6 separate regions of the Mus musculus genome follow, and regions 1, 2, 4, 5 and 6 are each linked to region 3. Evidence: chromatin loops called from intact Hi-C (ENCODE). Cell type or tissue: heart. All regions are shown on one strand.

Evidence for each region. Peaks named below come from ENCODE experiments on the same cell type or tissue, not always from the same donor. Only the 100,000 strongest peaks of a DNase experiment are listed, where the experiment ranks them.
Region 1: it touches region 3 in a loop (2.2-fold over the local background); 3 of 42 quality-filtered maps call a loop at or near these places.
Region 2: a loop joins it to region 3, with 3 times the contacts of the local background. A loop is called at or near these places in 3 of 42 quality-filtered maps.
Region 4: it touches region 3 in a loop (8-fold over the local background); 8 of 42 quality-filtered maps call a loop at or near these places.
Region 5: a loop joins it to region 3, with 8 times the contacts of the local background. A loop is called at or near these places in 6 of 42 quality-filtered maps.
Region 6: a loop joins it to region 3, with 4 times the contacts of the local background. A loop is called at or near these places in 11 of 42 quality-filtered maps.

What each region holds. Positions count from the first base shown.
Region 1 is chr14:56,791,794-56,795,793 of GRCm38, reverse strand. Zmym5 (zinc finger, MYM-type 5) reads left to right here. Exons shown (of 8, transcript NM_001253753.1): 8 at 1,294-4,000. The coding sequence ends at 2,028. It also overlaps the pseudogene Gm4037. Among named protein-coding and RNA genes, the nearest start is that of Pspc1, 15 kb to the right of the region's middle. In heart, a CTCF peak has its summit at 2,327 (motif pointing right); no DNase peak of the experiment used is centred here.
Region 2 is chr14:56,811,206-56,815,205 of GRCm38, reverse strand. Zmym5 (zinc finger, MYM-type 5) reads left to right here and starts at 3,742. Exons shown (of 8, transcript NM_001253753.1): 1 at 3,742-3,872. 2410022M11Rik (RIKEN cDNA 2410022M11 gene) reads right to left here and starts at 3,217. Exons shown (of 1, transcript NR_152252.1): 1 at 1,307-3,217. In heart, a CTCF peak has its summit at 2,293; DNase peaks (open chromatin) are centred at 2,425, 3,415 and 3,905; H3K4me3 peaks cover 1,912 bases; H3K27ac peaks cover 1,503 bases.
Region 3 is chr14:56,666,140-56,670,139 of GRCm38, reverse strand. Mphosph8 (M-phase phosphoprotein 8) reads right to left here and starts at 1,892. Exons shown (of 14, transcript NM_023773.2): 1 at 1,576-1,892. The coding sequence starts at 1,788. It also overlaps the pseudogene Gm4032. In heart, no CTCF peak of the experiment used is centred here; a DNase peak (open chromatin) is centred at 1,949; H3K4me3 peaks cover 2,823 bases; H3K27ac peaks cover 1,793 bases.
Region 4 is chr14:56,775,400-56,779,399 of GRCm38, reverse strand. It overlaps Pspc1 (paraspeckle protein 1), which reads left to right and starts at 1,082. Exons shown (of 9, transcript NM_025682.4): 1 at 1,082-1,609. The coding sequence starts at 1,241. In heart, a CTCF peak has its summit at 1,717; DNase peaks (open chromatin) are centred at 999 and 1,749; H3K4me3 peaks cover 3,875 bases; H3K27ac peaks cover 2,089 bases.
Region 5 is chr14:56,886,334-56,890,333 of GRCm38, reverse strand. Zmym2 (zinc finger, MYM-type 2) reads right to left here and starts at 3,731. Exons shown (of 25, transcript NM_029498.4): 1 at 3,636-3,731; 2 at 2,477-2,539. In heart, CTCF peaks have their summits at 368 (motif pointing left), 2,165 (motif pointing right) and 2,990; DNase peaks (open chromatin) are centred at 2,283, 3,193 and 3,923; H3K4me3 peaks cover 2,158 bases; H3K27ac peaks cover 1,328 bases.
Region 6 is chr14:56,574,067-56,578,066 of GRCm38, reverse strand. It overlaps Parp4 (poly (ADP-ribose) polymerase family, member 4), which reads right to left and starts at 2,448. Exons shown (of 35, transcript NM_001145978.2): 1 at 2,337-2,448. It also overlaps a transcript of Cenpj not described here. In heart, no CTCF peak of the experiment used is centred here; a DNase peak (open chromatin) is centred at 2,476; H3K4me3 peaks cover 1,563 bases; H3K27ac peaks cover 1,072 bases.

The DNA of each region.
Region 1 (4,000 bases), 130 kb before region 3:
TCTGTAGACCAGGCTGTCCTCGAACTCAGAAATCCGCCTGCCTCTGCCTCCCAAGTGCTGGGATTAAAGGCATGCACCACCACTGCCCGGTCATATATTTTCTTTTTATTATGCTCATTCCTTGCCCTTATTTCTACTTTGTCAACTTTCCTCACCCCTCCATATCCCTTCTCTATGTTCATGTTTGTTTTATTACTTACTTGTCTGTTGTTGTGATAAAATATTATGACTAAGGCAATTTATAGAAGAAAGGGTTTATTTGGGGTTCCCTATTCCAGAGTGTGAGGTGGAAGCAGCTGTAGCAGTAGGCAAGGAAATGGTAGGAATATTGAAACCTCAAAGCCTTTTTGGAGATCTCATTCAAACTGCCACACTGTCTTTTGTTTTGTAATGAACTGAGTTTAACTAGGGCTGCCTTTGTAACCATGTGTTTGGCCTAGGACACCTAATGTCATTCTAAAACTAAACATGCTCAAGAGTGCATGCATTCATATACTTATGTGCACATGTGCATGTCCCATACATAAACACATATGTAAAAATAATAGCCAGGTGTGGTGGTGCAAGCCTTTAATCCCAGCACTCGGGAGGCAGAGGCAGGTGGATTTCTGAGTTTGAGGCCAGTCTGGTCTACAGAGAGAGTTCCAGGACAGCCAGGGCTACACAGAGAAACCCTGTCTCGGGGGGTTGGGGTGTGTGTGTGTGGGGGTGTAAATAGCTGGGCATGGCAGTGTCCAGAGGCAAGCAGATCAGGCCAGCCTGATCTTACATAGTGGGATTCAGGACTGTCGGGAGTACATAGTGACACCCTGCCTTGAAAAAAGTTTTTGTTTTTATTTGTTTTAGAAACTAGGCTTTTACTAAAAGTTTCCATGACTATCTTGGAACTCACAGCTAGTCTGGAACTCACATCTGCCTGCCTCTGCCTCCCAAGAACTAGGATTAAAGATGTGTGCTACACCTCTCTGCTTTGGAGACATTTTCTTCACTGAGATTCCTTCTTCTTAGATAACTTCAGCTTGTGTTAAACTGACATGAGTCAACATGTTACAGTCCCACCAAGCCCTTAGTGATGTTCTAATTTTGCCTGAGTCACATCATGTTTTCATTTGTCACTGTCTCTCAGTTGTAGCCATCCTGATTAGGAGTGCTTCACTGCATGTGTATACGTACACCAAGTGCATGCCGTGGGATGCTTTATGTCTTTGCTGGCTAATAGCGAACCGTTGCCTGCTCTTATGTCTTTATTTCAACTTTTAAAATGCCAATGAATTATAATGTATTTCCTTACAGATAATGGAAGCAAAATCAAAACTACTGCTTTTACAAAATAGAAAAAGGAATGCTATCAGAGAAGAAAATGAAAAACGATTACGTGAATCATCAGGTACACTTTCAGGAAACACAGGAGACATACCCGAAAAAAAGGAAAAGTCTTCAGAGATAATAAAAGTCGCAGCAGACTGTAGCCTAGATACATCATCAGAGGAACAAAATGTGAATTTACCTTGTTCTGTGGCAGTAATATCTGATACATTTAAAGAGCAACTAGGAGACAAAAATTCAGAGGAATTGGATATGTCCATTTTACCTTCTTTGGATCCAGGTTCATGGCCCCGAATTTTGAATATGAAACAACGTGAATTTCTTGTCAAAAACAATCCACCTCAAATAAGAAATTTTAATTTTCCAAAAGATAGTGCAGGCAAGAAGTTTTCAGAAACGTATTATACCCGAATTCTTCCAAATGGTGAAAAGGGCACCAGACCCTGGCTGCTCTACTCAGCCTCGAAAGACTCTGTGTTTTGCCTGTATTGCAGACTCTTTGGGGAAGGAAAAAACCAACTGAGAAATGAGAATGGGTGCAAAGATTGGCATCATTTGTCACATCTTCTTAGTAAACATGACGAAAGTGAAATGCACATCAACAATAGTGTTAAGTATTCAAAATTAAAGTCTGACTTGGAAAATAAAACCAATGAAGCTACAGAAGGTGGGGAAGATTGTGTGCAGCTACTGTACACATAATGTCCTGTCTGCTCTACTTATGGCAGTGTCTGCAGTACCCAGACATACACTGTGTAAGAGGACCTTACAGGAGCTCATTAGCAATATGTCTAACAGCAAACAAATAGTAAAAAATGCTCCTGTTCTAAACCTAAAAGCAATTTTCGAGAGTGTAGTCATTCTTGCAGACTTTAGCAAAGGCAGTTTGAGCTTTGTCACTGTTAGGGTTTCCACCTTGTAAAATGTTGTTGGAGAACTTGCACTTAATGGCCTAAGAGCAAGAGGTGGCAAGATGCATATGTAACAAGCTAAAGAAAATGCATTCAGGCCACATGGTGGCGGTGTGCACCTTTAATCTCAGCACTCAGACACAGAGAGTTGGATATCTGTGAGCTCTAGGCCAGCCTGGTCTGCAGAGCAAGTTCCAGGAGAGCCAAGGTATACACAAACCCTGTCTTGAAAAACCAAAAAGAAGGAAAAAAAGAAGAAAGTGCATTCAAACAGCTTAAGAAGCAACAGCTGTTTGTTATTAAACCAAATTGAGTTTTATTTCTTTAAAACATTTTTTGTGCAAAACAGTTATTTGTTGTGGTAAATAGAAGTAATTTGTGTTTTATTGATTTTATATTTCTGTTTCCAACTTAATGTGTAAATGTTTTAGTTTTGTTATGAGAATTATAAAGAATATATAGTTATTAGTATAAATATAAGAATTAAAATGTGGTATGTATATGTGTGTATACATATATATATGTATGTATATATAGTTAACTTTTCAGTGTTGTTAATTTTTCTTGTGAAAGTATACTCTATGTGTGAAATTTGAGAAAGTATGAATCTAAAAAAAAATTTCTTCAGACTTGATTTATTTTTGTTTTCTTGTGTAAAAGCCCTTACTTATATGAAACTGAGAATGATGGCACTCAGGAGGCAGGGGCAGGTGGATCTCTGAATTCAAAGCCAGCCTGGTGTGCAGAGCAAGTTTCAGGACAACTGGGGCTACATATCTCAAAAAACAAAGAAAAAACTTGTGGTAGCTACAACTGGAGCTTGGGTCTTCTGGATGAAGATTCTCTTGTGGGTTTTCACAAGTTTGTCACTGAATTCCTGAAAAGGAGACTTAGTGATGACAGTCTCTTTCCAGAGGCTAGGGGCCAAGTAGCTGTAGGTGTTAGGGTGGCCTCAACACAATTGCCAAGGGTGGCAGGGCAACCCCTGACTGATGGTAACAGTAATCAGTACTGGCTGGCCACCAGCAATAGCTTCTTGGGCACAGGAGCAGGCACAATACAAGTGTCCGTGGAGACAGGGAAGAGATGTACCAACACAGAGGCACAGTCACCTGTTACCTTGCATAGAACTGTGGCGCTTGTCAGTCTTGTTTCTCCAGTAGCCTCTCCACACTGGGAGAGTGGAAAGCTTGGCCGAGATGATGGTGGCCTTTTGGATGGCAGTGGCTACCTCCTTAGAGCACCTAACACCAAGACCAATGTGACCATTGTAGTCCCCAAAAGCCTTTACCTGGACCGATGCTCAGCCCTCGTCTGCTCTCTGCACTGGCATGGTCTTTAGAGCCTCATCCTTAAGTAAAAAGTCAACTTCAGACTTCCTAATGGGCAGGGAGAACAAACAGGCAGGTCTCTTCCAGGGACTTGGTCTTCATGTCCTTGACCAGGTAGTCCAGCTTGTTCCTGTCCTACCTCTAAGAGCACCACGGCCATGACCACTACTACAGCTCCCTGGGCCTCCAAGCACTCGAGCTATACCAGCTTCATTGGTCATTTGACGTTTTCCTAAAGAAGAAGCAAATTTTCTGATGGCCATCTATGGTCCTGATCATGCATTTGATAGTTTTTTGGGTTTGTTTGTTTGTTTGTTTTTGTTTCTGATTTCTGATGTTAATTTTATCATCTGTTAAATTCTTAGGGATACGTGAGCTTTGTTTTCCTCTTTAGGGCTTTTCTTGCAAAACAGTGTCATTAACAATGGCCTA
Region 2 (4,000 bases), 150 kb before region 3:
TTCAAAAAAATGTATGCCCTATCTTAACTAGTCTCTTAATTTTTGTAACATTTCAGTATTTTCTTGAGGAAAAATATTTTATTTCTGAGACATCTCATTATTTTGCAGACTTGGGCTCAGTCTTCCAGCTTCCTGCCTCTGTCTTCAAAGATATGGGTTACAAGCTGTATCACTATGCCTGGGGCTTATTTTGAAAAACTTATACATTTTTAACGTTTTGTTTTGTTGACACAGGATCTATGGAAGCCAGGCAGGCCTTGAATTCACAGTCTTCCTGCTTCACAGTCCCAGGTGCTGGTGTTACAGTCACTAGGTCATCATCCCCAGCTCTGAACAGATGCTGAGTACAGGTCTGCTACTGCAAAGCTCAGTCCGATGTCGCTACATCACACTGCTCTGGAGTTTACTCTCACAGAATCGTTACAACTTTAGAAAAAGTTCTGTTATTTTTGTTTGTTTTATGAGACAGGGTCTCACTATGTAGCTCGGGTATGCCTGGGACTCACTGCATAGACTAGGTTATCCTCAAACTCACAGAAATATGCCTGCCTCTGCCTACTGAGTGTTGGCCATGGAGAGCCACCAGACTCAGCTCGAACAATTCTGACATTAAATTTATGAAAGCACCAATTATTAATGAGTAAACTTTGTTCCAGAATTTCAAAACTCTATACTTTGAATGTCCCTTCCAAAATCCATATTACTTATTGGCTGCTGAGATTGCAAAGGGAATTGACACATTGAGAGACACCTGGGTCTTAAGCATTCTACCATTTTAGGTGGACATATGGTGAAATTCTGAGAGTTAAGTATCTATTGCAGGAGTGGCTCCTTTATGAGTGTGAGTTACTGGAGTGTTCTGTTCCTGCCCTTGTTTTCTAGCACTTGCAATACTTCCAGAGTCCCTTACCAGATGTGTCTCCCTACTGAAATTCTAGCCTCTAAAAGCACTAGCCACATAAACTACTGTAGTTCTAATTTATGGTATGTGGAACTCTTGCATAGCAGCATCAAACTGACACACTCAACACAGCAGCACACTAAAGGGACAGCGTTCATTCTTGTCATTACTAAGGGAAACAGGTAAGTTTTAATTTTGAACAGTACTAATATTAGAGAATTGTGGAAATGGGGCTTCAGAAAACATATGGCCTGTAGCTACCAAGCCTAAAAACATTTAGTCTCTCCAAACCTAGAGAATCCTTGTGAATCAACTTAGTGGACCTACAGTTTTGTATTTCCAAATGCTTAAGAGAAAGGGGGATGGTTATCATCTTCAGCAGTCGTGGAAATGTTACTATGATTAACACATTTATTTTCAGCCATTGAAGACTTAAATAAAATGCTGGTGATGTTGGTAACGTCCAGAGAGTAAAGCATTATGTAATATAAAAGCTTACTTAACTCTCCCACCAATCAACCCACGGACAAGAAACATGACTTAGGGTTATATGTTTGTCATCCAATGAGCATGCTTTTATCATACTTCAGAAGAGAAAAAAAGGGGATGTGCGTTTTAAATATTGAAAAAAAAAACTCCGGTTTCTGTAACTCTGAGATATGTATATGTGCTCATGAATGTATTTGTACATCTATGTGTGTAGGTAGGCCAGAAGAGCTTGTCCAAAAAAGGGCTTGGATCTCCTGGAACTGCAGTTGCTGGCAGTTGGAAACTGCTCCACGAAGGTACAAATCTGGTAGTCTTTAAGAGCAGGAAGCACTCATAACCTCTGAGCCATCTAATAGCCTTCCACTCAGCTGCCTGGTTTTTGTGGTTTTGTTTTGTTTTTTCTCTTTGAGGCAGTTAATGTATCCTGGGTCAGCTTTGAACTGATTCTGCTACTTCTGTGCCTTTAATACTGGCACTCCATTCCTGTGCTATGAGGTGTGGGATTTTGTTTTCAAATCATATCTAAGCCTAAACCAAGAAAGCAGTGGTGACATGCTTACAATCCCAATGCTCCAGAGGCAGAGGAAGAGAGAGGCAAAGGCAGAAGAAAGATCACAGAGTTCCAGGCCAGACTATGCTAGACATTGTCTTAAAAGAGAGACTCATATATATTTTTGCTCTTTTGGTTTTTCAACTCAGGGTTTTTCTGTGTAGCCCTGACTGTCCAGGAATCCACTTTGTAGACCAACCTGGCCTCGAACTCACAGATATCCAACTGCCTCTGCCTGCAAGTGTTGGAACTAAAAGCATGCGCCACCAAGTCCAGTTAAGAGTCATATATTTTCACATATTATGTAACAAGAACCTCAATCCAACCTAAAAGCATCAGTTGTAATCCCGCTAACAAACACCAGGGCGAGGTGCATTTCTTAGGTTACAGGGAGTCCTGGAAATCCGGCACCAAGTCTTCTGCCAAAGACATGGGTATAGACGAGGAACAAAAGACCCTCGTGCCGCCCTCCAGCGGCTCCGCTCCGAATGCGTCCGGTGGGACTCCCATTAGAGGGTCACTGCCCACGGAGCCAGGATGAAGCGAAGGGCACGCGATGGCCCGAGGCCCGGCAAACGTGGAGGACAGGCGCCGGGCAGGCCGGAGAGCGCGTGCTCGGCCAGGCACCGACGGCCAAGGCCAGACAGCCCAGGTCCCAGGGGCGCGAGCCCGCTAAGGGAGCCCGGGGCTCCATCTTGCCCGGCGGCAGTCTGGGGTCACCACTGTCCTGTGGCCCCGCCGCAATCTCGGCGCGCAAACTCTTGGCGGCCGAGGACAAGGCCTATGGTAGAGCGCGATCGGACTCGTTCCGGGCCAAGTTTCTCGTCCCCACGGGTTCGGTTCTGATGGGCCCCAAGTTCTCCCAACAGATCCCACAAAATGGAGGCCGACGTCTCCTCCCGCCGCAGCCATGGCGGAGGTGGGACACCCTTCCCACGGGCCAGGCAAGGTGGAAGCGCCTGCACGGCCGCCAGCGCACCAGTCCCCTTGCGGCCGCGGCCGGGCTCGCCCCCTCGGTCCGCCGCAGGCATTGCCGGGCTCGCCAGTCGCCGGGGTCTTGGGGGCCTGGACAGGGAGGACGCCGGGACATCGAGGCCGCGTCTCTCCTCGAGCAGAGTCGCAAAGGGCCGTGGCGACCGTCTGGAGGCCGAGACCCAGTGTCCCGATCCCGGGCCCACCGGAAGCCTCGACGAATATCGCCCGCCCCCAGGGCCGAAGCGCGAGCCGAACTGCGGGCAGCGCCACTCGGGCTCCTGACCCGGGCAGACCCCGCGAGTGGGGGCGGGGCGGGGGCACGGAGGGAGGGCGGAAGAGAGGGAGGGCCGGCCCAGCCCGGGGCTGGCGGCGGGGGGGGGGGGGGGGGGGGCCGGCAGGCCCGAGGGCGTGGCCCAGGTCTGACGGACAGCCGCCGTGACTACCTCACCGAGGAGGGTCCTGAAAGAAGGCCGACTGGGCCAATGGAGCCTGCCCGAGGCATTCCGTGCCGCCCACGCCATCAGCCAATGAGCGTGCGGAGGGCGGGGCCTCCCCGGGCCCCGCCGTGCCACCGCCTCCTCTGCCTCCTCCTCACCAGCGCTAAAGCCGGGACTGGACCGAGCGGAGTTGTGCGTGTCGCCGAAGGGGGGTGGGCCGGGGGAGGGGAGGTTCGTTCCGCGGAGCTGCAGCCAGAACCCGGTGAGGCTTCTCCCCGCCGTCTTTCCTGTCGAGGGCCGCGGAGAGTGGGGGTGGCTGGGAGCAGCGCAGCCTCGGGAGGAGGAGGCGGAGGCGGGGGCGACTGGGGAGGCGGAGATGGGTGAGGGCAGCGTCGGGAGCCTCCCACCGAGCCGGGCTTAACAGCCCGCGGCGGCCGGTGTCGCGGCTGCTGCGTCGGGGCCTGAGGGTGCGCTGGGGGCCGCGCTGATGTCCAGGGCGGCTTCGCGTGCGGCCGGAGGGGTGAGGGAGCGCGGGCGCGGCAGGGCTGGCTGGGTGAGGCGGCCGCGGGGCGGGGAGCGCGAGAGCCTCCGGGTGCGGGCGGCAGCGGCCGGAGGTCGAAGAGTGTTTTCCTTTCTGTGCTGCGAGCG
Region 3 (4,000 bases):
AAAGCAGGGAGTGACCAAGTGGGGTATGCAGATGCAGAGGGAGCCTGGAGCCATTGTCTCTGTGGCTAAGAGTAATTTAGGATCCATTCCCAGTACCCATGTGGCAGCTCACAACTATTTGCAATTTCAGTTCCAGGAGAACAAATGCTCTCTTCTCGGCTCACAAATGTGGCACAGACAGACATAAGGCTGAACAACCATATACATAAAAATAACAATATAGGCTAGAATTTCGTCTTTAAAAAGAAAAAAAAAATCTCTACCATCAGGCCAGGCAGTGGTGGTCTTTAATCCCAGCATCCAGGAGGCAGATGCAGGCACATTTTTGAGTTTTAAGGCCAGCCTGGTCTAAACAGAGAAATCTTGTCTCAAAAACAAAACAAAACAAAACAGGAGTTCTCAGAGAAAAGCACCACTTTAAAGAAATGTCTACCATCAAGCCAACATGGCACAGGGTAAACAGCAGTCCATTAAAAAAAAAAGTTTGTCAATGGATTAAAAATTAAGATGAAAGTTGGCATATGGCAGATAACAAATGACAGAAAATACAACAGAAACAAAACCATCGTATAGGCACGATTCCTATCTACAGCCCTTATCTTCTCCTTTCTCCAAATTCCCATTTCGTTTACTCATTCAATAATCCCACAGCCGTGAGATAGATCTCTGTGGTAAAGCTCTTGCCTTGCATTCATGAAACCCTGGGTCCAGTACACGGTATCAGATAACGGCAACAACAAAATCAGCCTTTGCTGTTACTGGACTAAGTGTCCGTGATTCAAGCATTATTATAAACCACATCCCCTGATTAAAGGAGCCCACAATCTAGAGCAGAAAAGACAAATACAGAGATAAAAGACAATGACTTAAATAGAGGTAAGAGAGTAAGGACAGAACTGAGAAAGCACCTTTTTCTGCAGAGCTCGGGTAAGGGAAGAGAGGGGAGAAAAGGTATCACAAACAGATGGATCCCAAGCCTTGGAAATACAGACTAAGAATTTCTCCCGGGGACGACATTCGCAGCAAGGAGGATGTTAAGTGTTCAAGCACGATGTGCGAAGATTGTCCTTTCAAGCTTACTCTAAATCTCTTGAGTTACACTCATAAAACGCGCAGAAAAGGGACACTTTGGGTTGGGAAACCTTTACTGTCCCGGGCACTCGGTGTGAATGGGATTTCCTGAATTTAAGCCAAGGAGCATTTTCTACTTTTAGAAAACATTGGGACAACGGTGTAGAGAATCCTCCAGTCTTTCCTAACGGAAAGCCATGGCCCTAACCGTATACCCGAATGCTGAAGGCCACAGAAGTCTCCCACCAGCTGCCTTGCATCCTACGATTCTCAACATTCCATGTCACCGCTTCGTCTCTTCTGCCAAAACAACACTTAGAACTTCCCTAAGCATCCATCCTCCACCGACTGCGGCCAGGGTCCTCTCCAGGATGTCAGTCTGCGCCTACGGACCGCCACCGTCCTCCCAAGCTGTTCCAGGCTGTTCGGCGTCCCACTCGGATTCTCCCAACCCGCCGTCCCCGCCCCGGAGACTCCCTGTCCGGCCGCTCAGCCCCCACATACTCCCTCGCACTTCATGTCCAGGATCCTCTCCACCTCGAAAACGTCCTCCCCATCCTCCTCGCTGTCCCCAACGGCCACCGTTCCTTTGGTGGCTGCGTCCTTCTCTTCGTCCCCTGCTCCAACTCCTTCGGACTCGGGAGAACGGCCAATGCTGTCGGGAACTGACATAACTAGAGCGGCCGCACTCATGCCCTCCTCAGCCGCCGCCGCCATCACAGACGCAGTGCAAAACCAACGCGAAAAACCGCCGGCGACCCACAGCGGGACAGCACCGCGCGCCTGCCGCTCCGCCCTAATCCGCTCCAGCGGCGTGACTCGACCGTGAGGCAAGCCAGCCAATTGTGGGCGCCGAGCTCTGGATTGACACACAGAACGGCCAATCACGCAAAGGCGCGCTCCCCGGCTCCCTGGGGAGTTCACGGGAAGTGGATGGGCGGGTCGACGGACTCTGAGGAAGAACGCTGCCTCAGGGAAGAGCGGAAGGGCTCCCCTGGGGAGACTGCGAGGGGCGGTCCTAGCACCTCACCTCCCAAACTCCGGTGACGCCCGCTGCCTGAGGAGACCTGTTGTTTGGATTGTCGGAAGGAGACCATGAGGATTCTGGGAAAGGGACCCCCAGTGTTAGCGAGACCCGCCTGTGCGGAATGGCTGCCCAGGAATCCTTTCGTATGGTTTTGGCTGGCTTATATGGCGTCTGCGGTCGAATCAATTACATATAGCCTATAGGGATATTTCATTTTAGTGAGTAGCGTTTATAGATAGAGAATAGGGACCCGGAGGTGGTTCAGCAGATTACGGCCCTGGTCGCCAAATATGAGGACCTGAGTTTAATTTCCAAGGGCATACATAGCGAGAGAATTCCCCCAATATGTATTCTCTTCTGTCAGGAGAAAGGCCAATCTTTACAGCAAGACACTGTATCAAGTAATAATTTATGGGATTTACTTGTTGGGCTTTGAAAGTAGTTCAGTGATAGGGCGTTTGTCTGGCAGGTGATGGTTGGAGGCTTGGTCCTAGTAGCTGAGTAAAAGTTGGTTCTCTCCTTCAAAAGATAGAGCCCAGGTTGCCTGGCTTGGCCCCATTTGGGCTATACTTAATTAATTGGATCATTCACACCTGATAAACCAAGCCAAAACCACCTATGTGTTTGTTCCCAAGTTCCCTTGCTTCTTATTGAATTGAAAATATCAGAAGCAGGTGCGGGGTTGATGCAAGAGAAACGAGTAATATTGATGCTACAAAGGAGTCACTAGGAAGCGAGCCTGCGATATGATTGGAAGAGAATTACCAGGCTTATTACAAACTCTAGGAAAGACATTTTTGTGCCAACATTGAAGTTTTGGGTTGCTGAGAAAGTTTCTGTTAACGTTAGTGCACTAAGATTGACCTCCAATTAGACTCCATTTCCACAACAAAAGGAGACAACCCTAACTTACAACCAGCCATTAAGCCTATCCACCTTATTAAAAAAAAAAAAAAAAAAAAAGCCTCTAAGGGGCAGCTCAATGGCTGAGCCCCAAGTCACACCTATCATTAAGTCCTAGTTTGCCATTAAATCCCCTGTGCCCTTGTGAGGAAAAGCCTAACTCTGCTGGTAGGTAGGCAAGAGGACCCTGAATAACAACTATTTGAAAAGAACAACACTGGTGTATATGCTTAGAAATAATTCTGACTATCTTCGCTGTGTACCTCTTGTATCTGCCTGAGTGACTAGACTTTCAGTCTCCTGTCTGTATTAAAATTGTTCCAAGAGTAACCTGCATCTGGAACCTGAAAGAGATTTCAGAATAATAGCTTATGTGGCATGTATAAGCCGAAAATGAGTGTAAGTTAGTAAAAAATCTGTTCACAACTAGCTCCTCTTTGAGCAGTATCCAGAGCCAGATTTATGGTATTATTAAAGAGCTCTCTCCTTTATTAATCTAAGTGTGTGGAGTAAGTTTCACCAGAGAGACATACTAACTTTAAAACAGGTCACATTCCTATAACCCCAGCCTTCCAAAGGCTGAGGCAGGAGAGTGAAGTCTTCAAAGCCAGACTGGTTTAAAAAACACCTTTAGATAGATTAATACATAGATATCAGATATAGATGGAAGACAACATAGACATATCAGCATACATCAGAGAATGATATAACGAAGTTATTTGTGCAGATTATGAATAAGTAACAATTGTTCTATGTGCATACAATACTGCTAGGAAACGTCACTTAAGAAAATATTTTTCTGACATTACTTCCAGCCTCCCTCTAGCCTCTTGTGTCCCCAAATTGTGTACCTTATCTCAGCTGGTCTGCCAGAGACCCCCTCAGTACAAACTGAGGTACCCCATGCAGGCCCCATTTCCACTCCAAAAAGATGAAAGAAATACTGTGAACCAGCAAAAATTCAAACTGCAGGCACAAATGCCCATTGGTGGAAAAGAA
Region 4 (4,000 bases), 110 kb before region 3:
TTTTGTTAGTTTTTTTCTGGCTTCCCAAATGCTAGCTAGGATTACAGGTGTAAGCTACCATACCTGTTAAAAGGTGTTTTTAATTGCCTCGAAAATTTGTTTTATTAAGTGCTGTGTATAAATATGCTCATGCCTTTAATCCCAGCACAGGTGGGTGGATCTCTGAGTTCCAGGACAGCTAGGGCTATACAAAGAAACCCTGTCTCAAGAAAAATGAAAGGAAGCATTTTTTCTATTAATATCACTTTGCTGTGTAGCCCAGGCTGACCTTGAACTGCCTATCTTCCTCCCTGTCTACCCAGTGCCGATAACATGCAAGTTTTTCTTTTTCCATTCAATGATAGTTGCCGTAATATTTAAAAGGGCAAATACATTCCCTAAATTATTGTATTTTCACACCGTATTGTACACATATACTTTGTTCCTCATGATATGTTAATTAATATCAGATAATATTAATCTACATATATTTTGAGCAGATAGACCAGACAGCAGACCAGGCCAAGGTGGTTCCACGTGGGAGAGGTTTATTGTGTAGGGATAGGGGGGCGGCGAAGCGGGTAGAAGGGCAGAGAAAAGGAAAAAGAAAGAGGGGTGAGAGAAAGAGAAGGGTGGTGGTAATTCCTTCCCCCCCCCCATTTATACGGAAAATGACGTCACACCAGTGAGGGTGGGAACTGAGCCAAGTGGATTGTGGGATTGAGGGTCGTTGTCCTGGCAACGCAGGTCAAGGGTTATATAGTTAGGCCAGGATGGAGTGTACTGGTACTAACACTTCACTTGTAGTGTCTGACCTAGGTGTCCCAGGGCTGAGTCCGGAGGGTCGAAAGCTAAGGTCAGCCTCGGATATACATGTCCATACTCTTCCAGTTGCATAGAGCAAGAAAACAAAACAACCCCCTCCTCCAATAGTCTGCACTATCTTAGGTTGCGATGTCCCTAGGAGTGGACTCTAAGGCTCGCCACAGTTTGCGCACGCGCCATGCTAGCAAACGGTTCGCGGGTATGGGATTTGCGCAGGCGCGCCGTGGAGGGGCGGGACTCTTGCCCGCGTCTCTTCTTCCAACTGCAGTTTGAAGCAGCGCCATTTTGAGCGTTCGGCCACCGCGGGCGTGATTGCGGGGAGGCTGGGCTTCCCTCCGTTACCTGGCTTTCCTTGCTTCGTTTCCATAGATACATGTGGAGACGTGTGTACCTTGACGTCTAGGCCTCATCCAGCATCCCAAGCGAACTTGCTAAGATGATGTTAAGAGGAAACCTGAAGCAAGTACGTATTGAGAAAAACCCGGCTCGTCTTCGCGCCCTGGAGTCGGCGGCCGGAGAGAGCGAACCGGTGGCCGCGGCGGCCATGGCGCTGACGCTGGCCGGCGAGCAGGCGCCGCCACCCGCACCTTCCGAGGAGCACCCGGACGAGGAATTGGGCTTCACCATCGACATCAAGAGTTTCCTCAAGCCGGGCGAGAAGACGTACACGCAGCGCTGCCGCCTCTTCGTGGGTAACCTGCCCACAGACATCACGGAGGAGGACTTCAAGCGCCTCTTTGAGCGCTACGGAGAGCCCAGCGAGGTCTTCATCAACCGCGACCGAGGCTTCGGCTTCATCCGCCTGGTGAGTCTGCGGCGGGGCGCGAGGAAACAACAACAACAACAAAAAAAAGCTGCGGGGGCTGCGGTTTGGCGTGAGGGCGCCGCAGGGCTTCTGTCCTGCTGGTCGCCGGTCGCCCGGGGCTCACTTCGGGAGCGCGCTGCTATCGCAGGGGGCGGGGTCAAGGAGGACCAGCGGCGTCTGGGTGGACGGTCTTGCGCGACAAATTTTGTTGTCACGGAGGTGAATTGGGGATGAACTTGAGGAATTTCAGCAGCGGATTTGTTCCCTCACCAGAATGATCCACAGCTTCCTTTTGCTTTCAAGGGGATGTGTCGAGTGGTGTAGCTCTGTGGCAGAACCTGGCCCAGCATTAGCATGCTCAAGGCCCGGGGTTTCTTCTGCATCCTAGCAAGTATTCGCCTTCTGTCTCTGCATTGCGTGCTGTCTACGCTAAGCCATCCAGGTCTGCAAACTCCTGAGAGTAATTGGGGCCAAGGGTGGGTGCTACCGTGTATTTGACTTATCCTAGCATTAAAATATTATCCTATACCCTCTTAAATTTAAGTAAAGAAAAAAAATCCAATTAGGTAAAAAAAAAAAATGCCTAGTTTGTCGGCTTGAAGCACTATTCATTCATTCATTCATTCATTTATTTTTGGTTTTTCCAGACAGGGTTTCTCTATATAGCCCTGGCTGTCATGGAACTCTCACTCTGTAAACTAGGCTGGCCTCAGACTCAGATCTGCTTGTCCCAGCCGAGCTCTGACATTAAAGGCGCACCTGCGCTACCACCACCAAGCTTATGCCTGATATGTTAATTGCAAGTCGCATACTTCTTTTTTTTTTTTTTTTTTTTTTTTTGGTTTTTCAAGACAGAGTTTCTCTGTAGCCCTGGCTGTCCTGGAACTCACTTTGTAGACCAGGCTGGCCTCGAACTCAGAAATCCACCTGCCTCTGCCTCCTGGGTGCTGGGATTAAAGGGGTGCGCCACCACCGCCCGGCAGCAGTCGGTGCTCTTAACCTCTGAGCCATCTCCAGCCCAGTGGCACACACTTTTAATCCTAGCTCTGAGGAGGCAGAGGTGGGATGATCTCTTGTGAGTTCCAGGTCAGTTTGGACTGCATAGCAAGTTTCAAGACAGCCAGGACTAAATAGAGAGACTCTGTCTGAAAAGCAGGATGGGGGTATGACGGAAGATGTGTTCCTCTAAATCTGGCACCCAGAGTTTTTTTGTGTAGGAATAAAAAGACCTGTTAATTGGAAACTAGTTAACTTACAGAAATTAATCTTCTTAAGTAATTTTACAGTATAATCTGAATTCTGTGCATAGCAGGTAAATTTATAAATTCTAAGTATTGCTTAAGTCTATGTTTCAATTGGAAATACATATAATTGTATAGTATGTGTGATTATAAATATTGATATACAGTGACTTAATAAGTAGATAGTAGAATGGCTTTAAAACTGATATGAATTTTGCCTGGTTTGTATTTCTAGAGATTTCCCAACTCCCCTTTTTAAGGGAGACAGGGTGGGTGCATAGCCAGCCTTCATAGTGTTGAGATTAGAGTTGTAACCAGTACTCCTCTAGAAGCACTTTTTCTTTTAAAGGTTTATTTATTATATGTAAGTACACTGTAGCTGTCTTCAGGCACCCCAGAAAAGGGCGGAAGATCTCATTCAGGATGGTTGCTGGGATTTGAACTCAGGACCTTTGGCAGAGCAGTCAGTGCTCTTAACAGCTGAACCATCTCTCCAGCCCCTAGAAGTACTTTTAAAAAATGTATTATCTTGCCAGGTGTTAGTGGTGCACGCCCTTAGTCCTAGCACTTGGTCCTAGCAGAGGCAGACAGATTTCCATGAGCTCGTGGCCAGCCCAGTTTACAGAGTGAGTTCCAGGACAGCCAGGTCTATACAGAAACCATGTCTTGAAAAGTTGAAAAAAAATGTATTATCAACTTTAAAATATATGTGTTCATATTTTGCCTGCATGTATGTGTCCACTATGTGTAGTGAGTGGATTTTTGGTTTCTGTAAAAAATACAGAAATATCATAAGAATGTGCTTTTTAAATCCCAGGTGTGGGGTTATGGGGCTGTCTGTAGCAGCTGACTATGATTTGCCTCCTGCTCTAGGAAAGCATAGTTTTGCCAGCTGCAGATAGTTTCTAGGATTGTGTGATATTTGGAATTCTGGGATCGTCTCCGAGGGTATATAAATACTAGAACCCTGTAGGCGGGGATTGTAGGTGTTGGCTGTTCATGGAAGTTGTCTGTGGTTTGTTAGTGGTTGGAAGAAACCAAAGAAGAAAGAAATTAGGTTTAGGAATTTCTCTTTCTTCCTCTCTCTAGTCTTTCTTTCCTATCTAGTGATAGGGTGTGAACCCCGGGAGATAAAGGGTGGGGAAAAAGA
Region 5 (4,000 bases), 220 kb before region 3:
CACACTCATTCGAGGTTTATAGTCGAGCTAGGCACTGAGGTGGACACCTGCAAGCCCAGGACTTGGAAGGCTGAGGCAGGTGTATCTCTCTGAGTTTGGGCCACCTTGGTCCACAAAGTGAGTTCCAGAACTATATCGTAAAACCTCATCTCCAATAATAATAAAGTTCCTTCAGACATATACTGAAAAAAATTATACTGATACAAACAGCCTATACTGGTGTTGAAATAAGGTGGTAAAAAATCTAAATGAAGCAGATCATAGTGGCACATGCCTGTAATCCACCAACTAGAAAAAGAGGCAAAAAGAATACCCCCAAAGAAGGCTGGAGAGGTGGCTCACAACCACCGGTAATGAGATCTGATGCCCTCTTCTGGTGTATCTGAAGACAGCTACAGTGTACTTAGATATAATAATAAATAAATTTAAAAAAAAAAGAAGACCCCCCCCAAAGACATCATGTGCTACACAGTGAACTCAAGGCCAGTCTGGACCATAATCCTAGTCTAAATTAAATAAATAAGTAAATAAATAAATACCAACTGTTAACTATTCACCCACCCCTCAGAGAGTTCCTCTATGTCACCCAGGCTATGCTGGAACTCACTCTACAGACCAGGCTGGCCTCAAACTCACAGATTCTTCTGCCTCCTGAGTGCTGGGATTAAAGGTGGGCACCACCACCATCTAGCATTTTCTATTTTTTTTTTTAAAAGAACTGAACAGGATTCAAGCACTTTTTATGTTTCCACTTCCAAGCAAGAAAAGGTTATTCTGACTCAGTTTAAGTTTGAGATCTCCGACATGAGAATCCAGTCCAGTCCAGCTGCTGATGGTGGGCTCTGTCGCCACACTGCTTTGTGTTCAGAACCTGCTTCACTGGGTCCTTCCCAGGATCCTTCTACGCCTACTCCCTCCTCTGCAAATTCAGAGTAAAGACAGTGTTCAGAAGGGGAAAATATTATTAGCTATACTACCAAGTTCTCCTGTGGATTAAATTACTTAATACAAGTTTAAAACGTTTAACAATGGGTTGGAGAGATGGCTCAGCAGTTATAAAGTACAGTTTCCAGTACCCACATAGTGGCTCACAACAGCCAATACCTTTTTCTGACATCCTTGGCCACAAAGTACATGTATGTCACACATACATTCAAACAGGTAAAACAATCATACACATTAAAAATAAATCCAAGCCGGGCGTGGTGGCGCACGCCTTTAATCCCAGCACTCCAGAGGCAGAGGCAGGCAGATTTCTGAGTTTGAGGCCAGCCTGGTCTACAGAGTGAGTTCCAAGACAGCCAGGGCTACACAGAGAAACCCTGTCCCAAAAAACCAAAATAAATAAATCCAAAGTAACCATAAGCATCTATACTTATAACACACCTTTAAAAGTATACAAGTAACAACAGGAGCTGTACTGGGCTCAAGAGTAATATTTGGGGCTAGAACTGTAGCATAGTTGGTGAGGTGCTTGCTAGCGTGCAGGAAGCTGGGTTTGATTCCCAGCACCACATAAATATAACAAGAGGACACAAGTCATAGCACTTGGGAAGTTGAGACTGAGGGATCACAAGTTCAAAGTCATTCTAGGCTACGCAACAAAAGTTCAAGGTCAACCTGGGATACATTAGATGCCATCTCAAAATAAGTGATAGGGCCTGCAAGATGGCTGAATGGATAGAGGGGCCTGCTACATGAGCCTAACAACCTGGCTTGGATTCACTGAACCAATTAGACAGTGAAGGGTAGAACCAACTCCAAAAGTTGTCCTGACCTACACACTGGTGCTCTGGCATGTGCACCAACACAAACACACCATGCACTCACACACTATAAAAATTTTTAGAAATCCATAAAAAGCGTGACATAATAGAGAACTGGTCAACACCAGAGATGAAAGACTAAGTAGAGGACTGCACAGGTCTAAGCAGCATCTACTTGGTAAGATGAAAACAACAGATGCAAAGAACATGAAAGATCTAGAAACACGTCCACCTTCATGGTCAAATTCTGTCACTCAGACCAGGCATAAAAAGTTAAGCAGCTCTCCATAGTTGTCCATTACCAGAGGTCCATTAACCATGATGACAAGAAAAATGTCAAAAATGGTTGCATGCACTTCAAACCAAATAACATTAATTCCCACTCTGTAACTCTAGAGGGCACCAGAAATATGCCCTCCTTCCCAACACCCCTCCTCCCCACCGGTAACGTGAGCAGCTGCAGAAGCCCGTCGTCTGGTTGCTGAGGTTGGTATTGCAGCAGCAGAAGCGATGTCTGCAGCGGTGCAAACAGCAGCGCCCACTCCCAGCTGCCTCACCAGGCATCACTGGAGTTTCTCCCCGACAGCAGCTGCCACCCAAGAGAAGGCTCCTCCCCTTAAGAACAACCAGGAGGGCCAAATCCTATAGCTGAACCCCTATAATCCAACCACGTCCTCTGTTAATAAGCAAATTAGAAGAAAAGGACTCACAATGGTGTTTTCCTCACTTTCTGCCAAAGATGCACCAGATAGGGTTGAACGAAATTTCTGGTCCTGGGATAAAAGAGAAAAAAAAAAAGGGGGGGGGGAGAGAAATGGATGAACACCCAATCTGGTAGGAGCACCAAGCCGATTTCACCAGGAGGAGGCAGAGAAGGGACTAAGGGGTCAAGGAGGTTTGGCCCTTCTATTATTACCCCAAAGCCCACGCAAAACAGCCTACTACTTACTACCCAAGTGGAGTGAAATATTTTATTTGGAGCCAAAGCCCATGTGTAAGCCTCAATCTGCAGGGAAAGGGACCTGAGGGCACCAAGCCTGCTATGGGGTAGGGAGGGGGAAGGGCAAACATTGCCCCGACGCCAGCAAGGGACTTGCACTCCCTCGCAAGTATTACCACCACGGTTATTCCAGTCAAACTCAGCACCAATTTACAGGTAAAAACCAGTTTATGTCAACGATGGGCTGATATTGCCCATATTTGCCCCAAGCAGTTGCCCTGGGCCCGAGGTTTGCCCCCCCTGCAGTCCGAGACCGGCAGCGCTGCCTCCCCGTCCGCCATTAGAGACCCAGCCAAACAATACGTGAGGAGCAAGAGCCGCGCAGCACAGCGCCGGGGAGGAGACCAGCGACGAAGAGGACGCCGCAAGACTCAAAAGGCACCCCTTGCCATCGAAAACTTGGGGTCTCGGTTGGACAGACAGGGTGGGAGTGCAGCCCCCAGGCGGGAGGGCCAAAGGGCCCCTCCCCGGCCCGCCCGGCCGCCCGCAGCACAGAAAGGAAAACACCCCACGACCTCCGGCCGCTGCCGCCCGCACCTCGAGGCCCCCGCGCCCCCCGCCCCCGGCGACCGCCTCACCCAGCCAGCCCTGCCGCGCCCGCGCTCCCTCACCCCTCGGGCCGCACGCGAAGCCGCCCTGGACATCAGCGCGGCCCCCAGCGCACCCTCAGGCCCCGACGCAGCAGCCGCGACACCGGCCGCCGCGGGCTGTTAAGCCCGGCTCGGTGGGAGGCTCCCGACGCTGCCCTCACCCATCTCCGCCTCCCCAGTCGCCCCCGCCTCCGCCTCCTCCTCCCGAGGCTGCGCTGCTCCCAGCCACCCCCACTCTCCGCGGCCCTCGACAGGAAAGACGGCGGGGAGAAGCCTCACCGGGTTCTGGCTGCAGCTCCGCGGAACGAACCTCCCCTCCCCCGGCCCACCCCCCTTCGGCGACACGCACAACTCCGCTCGGTCCAGTCCCGGCTTTAGCGCTGGTGAGGAGGAGGCAGAGGAGGCGGTGGCACGGCGGGGCCCGGAGAGGCCCCGCCCTCCGCACGCTCATTGGCTGATGGCGTGGGCGGCACGGAATGCCTCGGGCAGGCTCCATTGGCCCAGTCGGCCTTCTTTCAGGACCCTCCTCGGTGAGGTAGTCACGGCGGCTGTCCGTCAGACCTGGGCCACGCCCTCGGGCCTACCGGCCCCCCCCCCCCCGCGGGCTGGGCCGGCCCTCCCTCCCTCCCTCTTTCCCTCCCTCC
Region 6 (4,000 bases), 92 kb after region 3:
CAAAGTAGAAAGGGAAGGGACACTACCACACTTATCCTACAAAGCCACAGCACAGCAAACCAGAGAGGACACAACAGCCCAAATTCTCCAACAACCACTAAATTTCTAAAGAATATTGTAAATCCATTTCAAGAACACTGTGATAAAGTTAGTTTCATCTCAGGAATGTAAGATTGGCTCAACACATCCACACCTATGAATATAGTACAAGGGCTGAAGAGATGTAATGACAAAAATCACATGACCACATCTGTAGACACATTAAAGGCCTTTGGCAAAGTCCAACATCCTTCATGACAAAGCCCCTGCAGAACTAGAGACAGAAGAAATGCATACCTCAATGTTTTAAGAGCTAAATACGGCAAGCCTGTAGCCAACATCACACTACATGGGGAATTTCCTCTAAAGTTAGAAAGGAGACAAGGGTGGCCATTCTCCACTCTTTTGAATATGGTGCTAGAAGTCTTACTGGACTAGTAAGAGAGAAAATAAGAGAAACAGACATGGGAAAGGGAACGGCCAACTCACCCCTATTTCTGCATGACACGATGCAATCCTCAAAAGATCCTAAAGACCCCACCAGACACTATGTGTTGCTGGGTTTTAGTGAATTTGTTTGGTTTGCTTTACATTTTTTTTAGCCTTGGCTAGCCTAGAACTTGCTATGTAGACCAGGTTGGGCTCGATCTCAGAGTTCTTTCTCACCCGAGTCTTAGGCTTGAAGGTGTGTACCACTACACCTCACCGGCCTGGTATAATGTTGAGATCCAATCTGTACCTGCTGGCCTAGAGCTCACTGTGAAGCTCAGGTCTCAAACTCATGGTGATCCTCCTGTTGTAGCCTCCAGAGTGTTAGGATTACTGGGGTGTGCCCCCATGACTGGCTTCTACCAGAAAATCCTTAGACTTGAAAAACACTTTTAGAAAAGTAGCAGAAAAAAACCAACAAACAAAACATAGGCATCCTTTCACTGAACCAAATACAAACGTGTCAAAAAGACCTGAAGGGAAAAAAGTCATTTCCAATAGCTTTTAAATATCAAACTCGAGCCTGGTGGTGGTGGTGGTGGTGGTGGTGGTGGTGCACGCCTTTGGTTCCAGCACTCAGGAGGCAGAGGCAAGCTGATCTCTGAGCTTGAGGCCAGCCTGGTCTATAGAAAAAGTTCTTGAGCAGCCAGGACTATACAGAGAAGCCCTGTCTCGAAAAAACAAAACAAAACAAAAAACTGCACAGTGGAGAGAGAAGGCTGCCTCGCTAGGGAGTGAACACCCACGTTTCTTCCTTTCAGCGTGTCGTAGGGGAGCCCATCACAAGCCGTCTTCCTATTGGCTGCCCTGAGACAGATCCCAGCTTTGATCCTGTTGTTACTCTTCCTTACCTCATCTCACTGCTTACAGTCAAACATGAAAGTCAGGGCATGAACCCCTGACAGGAACGTGGAAGCCGGTGGTTCTCAATCTTGACCCCTTTGACAGTGGGTTTAAGACTATAGGAAACACAGATATTTTTACTTACTATTCATAACAGTAGCACAATTTAAGGAACTGACTGGATTAAAGGCTGTGATTGGCATGTAAAGTGAGTAGATTAATTAGTGGTCAAGGAAGAACGCAGTTTACTGGCTTGCTTTCTGTTTCTGCTCACCTCATACAATCCAGGACCACCTGCCCAGAAGCGGTGCCTACAGTGGGCTAAGCTCTCTTCCTTCAGTTAGCAATCAAGAAAATGCTCTGCAGACACACCCCAGAGGTCAATTTGACGGAGGCGATTTCTCAATTGAGGTTCATTTTTTTCCAGGTGCGTCAATTTAACAACCAAGAATAGCCATAGCACCGGAAGTACCTTTAGTAGGACAGAGGCATAAATCCAACCTAAGGACAAATCTACGTGGGGCGGATTTCCTGGCCTTCCCCTTTTTCATTAACATAAATTGTAACTGCCATAGGTAAGGCCTAGACAGACTAAGAATTTCTCTATTCCCAGTCTTGGCTAAAACTGCAAATTAACTCACCCCATCTTTTTTACTTATTTTTTGTCTTAATAGGACCCGGAGCTTAGTCAGATTCGGCTAAATTTCAACTCCAGACCTCAATGAGTTATTTTCTTCTACCAAAAGTTTCCTCAACTTTCAGAAAGTAAAGAAATGTTGCGTTCTGTTGCAGTTATTTTCCCAAAACAGCAGTGGGTCTGATGGCGCAGTCAACATTGACCTCCCCTCCCCTGGCACTCCCCTCCTAGGGCCGCTGACCCTGAGCCAGGCCTCAGAAGGTCAAGACCACCAGAGACTACCGGGGACCCTCGGGCTGTCAGACAGCCTCCTGGGGTACCCACGCACCTGCTCGGAGATCCCGCCTGGCCCTTCCTGGTGTCGGATGGTCCCCTCCTCCGTGCTCCGCAGCCAGCGTTCCAGCCTTGGTGCTTCCGCTCCAGGCGCAGCCGGGTTAGGTGGGGCGCGGCGGGGCGGGACCGTGGCTGCGGCTCCTGAACACCGGACCTACGCCCCTTAGAGGGATGTCCTGCGACTGTCCAGCTGGGGAGAAGGCGTGGCCTCAGCTTTCCAGATCAGCCTAGCGTTCAGGACTTTCACTTTCTTTTTCAGAGTGTAAATTGCCAGTAGGAGTAAACCCAAAATTCGAATCTGGGAGACTTGATGGATGGGGACTTTTGACAGAGAAATGATTACGGATTGGGGTTAAATAGGGTGCTGGAATCCCAGGGCAGGTAAGAAACAAATTTCCCAAAGGGGCATCAGAGAGAATTTAGGACTGAAGAGCTAGGTCATTGGTAGAAAGCTTGGCTAACATTTGTGGGCCCCTGGGTTCGATTTTCAGCAGCAACAGTGGAAGAAAATGAGAACTTCTGAGTTTGAAGCGCACAATAGCATCCATCACTAATTGGAGACGCTCAAACGATGGGTCTAGGGCTAGACAGCTCAGCTGGTTATTTGCTTCACATGTGTGGGCCCTGGGCGCTAGAATCAGAAATGTACTGAGTAGGGACTGATTTAGAAATAATTCCATTAATAATTTCAGAATATGATGAATGAAACGAGACTATAAGGTCTAGACTAGAGAATTGAATGTAAAAGGTGAATTTTGGTGACATGATTTATTGGGTGCTGTCCTCAGGTGCCAAATGATCTGGAACTTATTATGTGTACTAGGCTAGGTAGCCAGTGAGCACTAAGGATCTACCAGTCTCTTCCTCCCAGCACTGGGGTTACAAGCACATACCATTATGTGTGGCTTTATATGTATATTATATGGCTTTATATATAGTATATATAATATACTATATTTGTTTGCATGCATACACATATGTGTGCTTATGATTTCTCTTCTTCTTTGACATGACTGGGTATAGGACTCATGTCATCAGGCTTGTAGGGCAAATACTTTACCCACTGAGCCACCTAGCCAGCTTCCAGCTTTTTCCTTTTTAAAATGGTGGGGGGGTGTGTTACACTCCGGTCTTTATGCTTACCAGGCAAGCACTCTAGGGACTGAGCCACCTCCCCCTCCCTAGAAACGTCTTTACTGGACTGAGGATATGCTTCAGCAGGTTAAAGTGCTGTGTGAAGCCCTGGGTTCAGTCCCTAATACTGTATTAAAAACAGGGTTGGTGGTATATGTGTGTAGTCCCTACAGACTGGAGGTACAGACAGGAGGATCAGAAGTCAAAGATCTTTAGTGAGTTCTTAAAAAGCAAAGCAGAAAAGGAGACATTTTTACTGTACTACTAGTTTCTTGTCTTATTGCTCTGATAGAAGCAGCTTTTGGAAGGAGAGGGTGTGCTGGCTTACAGTCCTAGGGTGTACAGTCTTTCATGGCAGGGAAGGTCTGACTGCAGGAGCAGGAGGTGTCTGATCGCATCTTGCCCACAGTCAGAGGGTAATAAGTGAAATGATGAGTATTGTCTGCTTTCCCTTTAATTCCATTCAGGTCCTTAGCCCATGGGATGATGCCACTCATGGTTTTGGCACAGCTTATCAATGGGGGT